2 separate regions of the Homo sapiens genome follow, and region 2 is linked to region 1. Evidence: read pairs that join two places in POLR2A ChIA-PET (ENCODE). Cell type or tissue: endothelial cell of umbilical vein. All regions are shown on one strand. Links, peaks and the distances in the headings refer to the core of each region. The heading gives the core; the rest is flanking DNA.

The links. Peaks named below come from ENCODE experiments on the same cell type or tissue, not always from the same donor. Only the 100,000 strongest peaks of a DNase experiment are listed, where the experiment ranks them.
Region 2: POLR2A ChIA-PET joins it to region 1 with 5 read pairs; 3 of 35 experiments call an interaction of 5 or more read pairs at or near these places.

Annotation. Positions count from the first base shown.
Region 1 is chr1:61,041,428-61,044,337 of GRCh38, reverse strand. No RefSeq gene overlaps it. Among named protein-coding and RNA genes, the nearest start is that of NFIA, 40 kb to the left of the region's middle. In endothelial cell of umbilical vein, for the core only: a CTCF peak has its summit at 1,209 (motif pointing right); a DNase peak (open chromatin) is centred at 1,197; H3K4me3 peaks cover 810 bases; H3K27ac peaks cover 425 bases.
Region 2 is chr1:61,357,318-61,360,227 of GRCh38, reverse strand. It overlaps NFIA (nuclear factor I A), which reads right to left. Exons shown (of 11, transcript NM_001134673.4): 6 at 954-1,081. Among named protein-coding and RNA genes, the nearest start is that of NFIA-AS1, 110 kb to the right of the region's middle. In endothelial cell of umbilical vein, for the core only: no CTCF peak of the experiment used is centred there; a DNase peak (open chromatin) is centred at 1,267; H3K27ac peaks cover 520 bases.

The DNA of each region.
Region 1 (2,910 bases), core at 202-2,701:
CTAACCAATTTGTCCCTTTTTTGAATTTTTCTCTCGCTAATCAGCTTGCAAGATCCTATTCTCATTCTCAATAAGCGCTGCTGGTGCCTGATTCAGTGCTCCGCACGTTGTTGTCTCTCAAGAAATCCTTGCTGGTTGCCTGTAAGGCACCCACTCTCCCTCCTTCCCTTCCCATCCTCTCCCCCAACAAAAGCTGGTGCAGAAACATCCCAAAAGGGGCCAGGTTCCACGTGCTTCGTCCCCTTCCTCTGTCCCCTCACTGTCACCCACCAGGCCCCAAATATAAAAGGCGAAAGGCGCCGTTGCAATCAAAGCCTCAAAACAAAAGGCTCAAGGGGCGACTTTATTGACTCAGCCCCAACCAACTCAAACTTCCCCGTCGTCAGAATGTTCTTTCCCGCCACTACCCTGTCTTCCTGGAGCTGAACTTAAGACTCTTGGTCTGGCACTCGAAAACGCGTGAGGGGTGTGTGTGTGTGTGTGTGTGTGTGTGTGTGTGTGTGTGTGTTGGGGGGAAATGGGAGAGGATAGCAATAGTGCCGAAGGTGGAGGCAGTGGGGTGCGGGGAGAACGTTTCCCAGGGAACCTGAGAGCCCCAGATCTCGCGGCTGGCGACTTCCAACTCTCCCAAAGAAAGCCGCGGGCCTAGCTCGTTCATCAGTGTCACATTTCAATGGCAGCGCGGGGCGGCCTCGGCCAGGTGCCCGCGCGGGGCCGCGCGCCTTCCCGGCACGGCTCGGCCCGTCGGCGATTCAGACACCGCCAACCCACAAAGCCCAGACGGGAGCCCGGGGCTTGGGGAGGCCCCGAAGGCCCTGCGCGCCTCTCCTTCCTGCCGCCCCCACTACCCGGGGCTCCTTCGCGGCCTGCCGCCGGGCAGTGCGGGCCGAGTTCGGGCCTCTGTGGCTGGAGCCCGGCCGTCCCCGCGCCCCGCTGCCGTCGTGGCTTGGGGGTTCTGTCCTTCCTGCCTTCGAAGGCCAGGTCCCTCCTCACCCTCCACGCTGGTTCCCCCGGGAGCCACTGTCTGGGGCCAGGGGAGCCGGACTTTCTGATCGCAGCCCAGCTCTGCGCGACAGCGGGGCCGCGGACACAGCGTCCGCAGAGCGGCAAGACACTTTCTAAACTCGGGGATCTTTCAGTTTGCGAACAGGGTGGCGAGTAGAACTCTACCCCCAGCGCCACTGCTTTTACCCGGCCGCCGCGAGCTGACACCAGAGGGCGCCGTTTTAATGCGCTTCGGGCAAGGACCAGCTCCGGGAGCGCTCCGGCGTCGAGGCCGGGCTCGGATCTCGGGACTCGCTGCGGCGCCCTCTCCCCTAGGGCGCTCGGCCTGGGGTGCAACAGCGAACCCCGCTTCCCTCTTCGCGAGGGGAGGTTTACTGCACAGGATTGCGCCCTGGCTTTGCACAGAATGAGGGTTCCTTGCAGCCGTCCGGGTGAGGAGGAGGAGTGGCCCCTACCTGAAGCCGTGCCCCCGCCTAACTGCTAAAGAACACGTCTGCAGGCGTTGTTCAATTGAGAACGACTAATTAATTTTCCAGCACTTGTGCAGAATACTTTAAAATGGAAAAATGAAGGTCTTCGATGAAAATGAAGCTTGATAGTGTGCACCTGCCACTAATGTACGGTGCACGGCAACTTCCCCTCATTAGAGCGATGACTTGGGTTGAGAACAAGTCATATAGTGAAAATCACTTCAACACGTGCCTGTTCATATGCATAAACTCCTGTGTACCAGATGGCAAAATATAATGACATCTTAAACAGCTAATTGCATAAACCTTGTAATGCAGATAATTGCTGTACCAAAGTAGGAGTTAATAATTTCCCACTGTATTGCTTGACTTCAGAGTAATCCTCAAGGAAAGTTGTGACAATTCTAACACACTAAAGTTCACCAAGAGGTAATTAAAACTAGCAGTTAAATCATTTGACTTTCAAACCCTTAATTATGATTCGGAAGAACTGCTTTGTGGAAACCCAGAATTTACGGATGGTTATGTGATAACATTTAATGCCTGTATTTCATCAAGTTTTCTTTCATATATTTTATTCTGGAAAGTTATTCCAATAGCAAGAGGTTTCCATTTTGGGGTAAGAGTGGTTAACTGCCACCCCCAGTTGGACTGTTGATTTTTTTCAATTAAACATTTATTTATAGAGCCCCTTCTACAATAACTAACTCCAAGCCTTACCATGTGCCTGGCATTGTTCTAAACTTTACAGGTATTATCTCATTTAATCCTCAAAGCAACCATCTGAAATGTGTACCACTGTCATCCTCATTCTCCAGATTAGGAAGCCCAGACATAGAGATGCTAAGTAATTTGCTCAAAGTTGTCTAGAAGTCACTTTCCCAAACTCCTACGGTCTGACCCCAGAGCTCATGCTATTTACCGCTGTAATCTACTGTCTCATGGATTAAACCAGGGCCTTAATAATTTAATATTTCTTTTCTTTTCTTTTTTTTTTTTTTTTTTTGAGAAGGAGTCTCGCTCTGTCGCCCAGGCTGGAGTGCAGTAGTGTGATCTCGGCTCACTGCAAGCTCCGACTCTCGGGCTCACGCCATTCTCCTGCCTCAGCCTCCTGTGTAGCTGGGACTACAGGCGCCCACCAGCACCCGCGGCTAATTTTTTCTATTTTTAGTAGAGACGGGGTTTCACTGTGTTAGCCAGGATGGTCTCGATCTCCTGACCTTGTGATCCGCCCTCCTCCCAAAGTGCTGGGATTACAGGTGTGAGCCACCGCGCCCGGCCAATAATTTAATATTTCTAATTATTGTCTAATAATATTTAGAAATAAAACTAAAATAACATAATTGGAGTATAAAAGTCAGTTGACAGGTAGATGTCTTTGCTGAATTTATCGGTTTATGTCACGATACATTCCAGAAGCAGCTATCTGCTATTT
Region 2 (2,910 bases), core at 168-2,667, 320 kb before region 1:
CAATCAGACTTATCCATATTACTCCCAAGACTCCAGAGCCAAGATTAGACTACCCCAGGAGATTAGACCAGCAGTCATCATTTGTTCAGTTTAGTACAGATCAGAATAAAGAGAGTTGTTCCATTTAAATAGAAAAATAATCATGATGATATCCAGTAATAGGAAAAATATTGCAAAGTGTCCTTATTATATAAAAATCTGAGTCTAAACTATCGCAAGGAACCCATTCTTCTTTCGAATGTTATCGATCCTGCTGAAAAAGTTGATAGATTTTTATTAGGATTAAAAGATAATTTCAAAAACTAAACCAAAAGATAGTATAAAAACAAAAACAATTGGGAGGCCGAGGTGGGTGAATCACAAGGTCAGGAGTTTGAGACCAGCCTGGCCAACATGGTGAAACCCCGTCTCTTTTAAAAATACAAAAATTGACCAGCTTGGCCAACATGGTGAAACCCCGTCTCTACTAAAAATACAAAAAATTAGCCAGGCGTGGTGGCAGGTGCCTGTAATCCCAGCTACTCGGGAGGCTGAGGCAGAAGAAGGAGGAACCAGGGAGAAGGAGGTTGCAGTGAGCCAAGATCATGCCACTGTACTCCAGCCCGGGCGACAGGGCAAGACTCTGTCTCAAAAAAGCAAACAAACAAACAAAACAAAACAAACAAAAAAACCAAAAGCAAATCAAATGCTGGATTGTGGTGTAGGGGAAAATATGTAAGAGCAGAAAATCATACACCATCTCACCAGTCTTGCATTTCAGTTGAATTACTACTGCTTTGCACAGCCATCCTTTTATGAATGTGGCAATCAGATTACAATACAAACAAGTGCTCATCCTGAAAAAGTGAACTACCTTGAGCTTTCTTTCTTCACTTTTATGCGTGGCATGGGACCCCACACGTATTTTCAGTTTCACAGTGTTAGCCACATGCCCGTGCCGCCACTCTGCTTACCTGGCTCCACTTCATGCCATCCACTTGACTGACTGCCACTTCCTGGGGAGCGCCCTTGGCCTGTATAAAATGGCTCCTCACCAGGACTGTCCATTTCATCCTCCACAGACTTGAGGCGCTTTGTGGAGCTGAAATAACAAATGGGTGCATGTTTAAAAGCAATCGCAACCACCTTTCTCTTGGACACTGCACCTCTGGTTGAAAGAAAGCCAAGGGAGGAAGCAATTGGGCAACTTAATGTAGTTCTAGGACTCCTTTTAAACTTCTGTTCAGTCTGGTGAGTCACTGGATGTAGAACAAAGTCTTGGGTCTGTGTTGTTCCAAGTGTCTGAGTTTGATTTTTATTGTCAATCAAGTTGCTGCTGCTGCCACATCCTGTTCCTGTTTCCTTTGAGGAATAAGCGGCTGGCTCTAGCTCCTGCCTCCACCTGGAAGTGTTGGGAGTAAGGCCACATATTTCCTATCTCCACAGGTGGTGGCTGGGGCCTGGCCATCAGCAATGAACCTGGGCATCAATTTAATCCCTGCTGGAACCTCAGAAAGGATAAAAAGCAGGGCTCGTGATCCTTCAGGAAAAGCTTGGATTGGGCTGGGCATGGTGGCTCAAGCCTGTAATCCCAGGACTTTGGGAGGCCAAGGCAGGCTGATCACACTTGAGGTCAGGAGTTTGAGACCATCCTGGCCAACATGGTAAAATCCTATCTCTACTAAAAGTGCAAAAATTAGCTGGGTGTGGTGGCAGGCACCTGTAATCCCAGCTACTCGGGAGGCTGAGGCAGGACAATTGCTTGAATTGAGAGGTGGAGGTTGCAGTGAGCCGAGATCGTGCCACTGCACTCAACCCTGGGCGACAGAGCAAGATTCTGTCTCAAAAAAAAAAAAAAAAAAAAAAAAAGAAAGAAAGAAAAGAAAAGAAAATGAAAAGTTTGGATTGCTTTTTTTTTCTTTTGCCACATTTTCCCATCTTCCACTTGGAGTTGTTCATTCAAAAAAACATTTACTGCACAGCTAGTCCAGGTCCTGCTCTAAATACTAGAAATAAATCAGTGAACAAAACAAATAAAAAGGAAGGAAGAAGGAGTGCTCTGTCCCCTGAGAACAAGAGACATAAAAAAAGAGTGGCCCAATGACTTTTATGTGCTTTCTCTATGCAAAGATTATCAAAACAAAGTTTTATTCCATCAGGGTAGGGATTTTCATTTTTTGGAGAGGTACGGTCAAGAAACTTTCAGAATATATCTCATTTTTTCCAGTTGAAGGACTGAATATTCTCCCCAGTTTGAGGCTTCAGGAGTGAAAACGTAGTGAAATGCCGCCTGCTGCTATGCTTGCTGTAGTTGTTTTAATTGAATGCCACAGAATCAGGAAGTTTGCAGGGGTGATAAAACTGTCAAATCTACCCATATTATTAGGATGAGTAGATTTCATATCTACTGGGAGTGCGTGTTGGGAAATCTCTTCTTCACGTTTCAGGGGACAGAAGTTTTCGTATGTTTCATTCATGAAATACCTACTGTGCGCATCCTACATGCCAGGTGCTGTGCAAAGTGCTGGGATATAGAGATGAGTCAGACATGGAGACAGAGAGGCAAACAAAACTGTGCAAAAGAGAAATATAGGAGTTATGATGGAACCACACACAGGGTACAGTGGGTCACACAATGGAGACAGTGATGAGCCAGGGGTTCGGGAAAGGCTTCCTGGAGGAAATGGCTCCTGAGCTATCTTCAAGAGGGTCAAGGAGACAGGGAAGAATGAAGGAAAGGGCAGAGGCAGGGCTGCTCTACAGCTGATGTACCACTCAGGCAGCCATTTGGTATTAAAAATATTATCAATGGGCAAACTGTCATTGTCTTAAACTCCATACATTTCTTCCAACCTTGCCTCCCCTTCTTTGTCCCAGACACCCTCACAGTCCGAAATCTAAAGGGTTAATGTCTTGCAGATCAGGAGCATT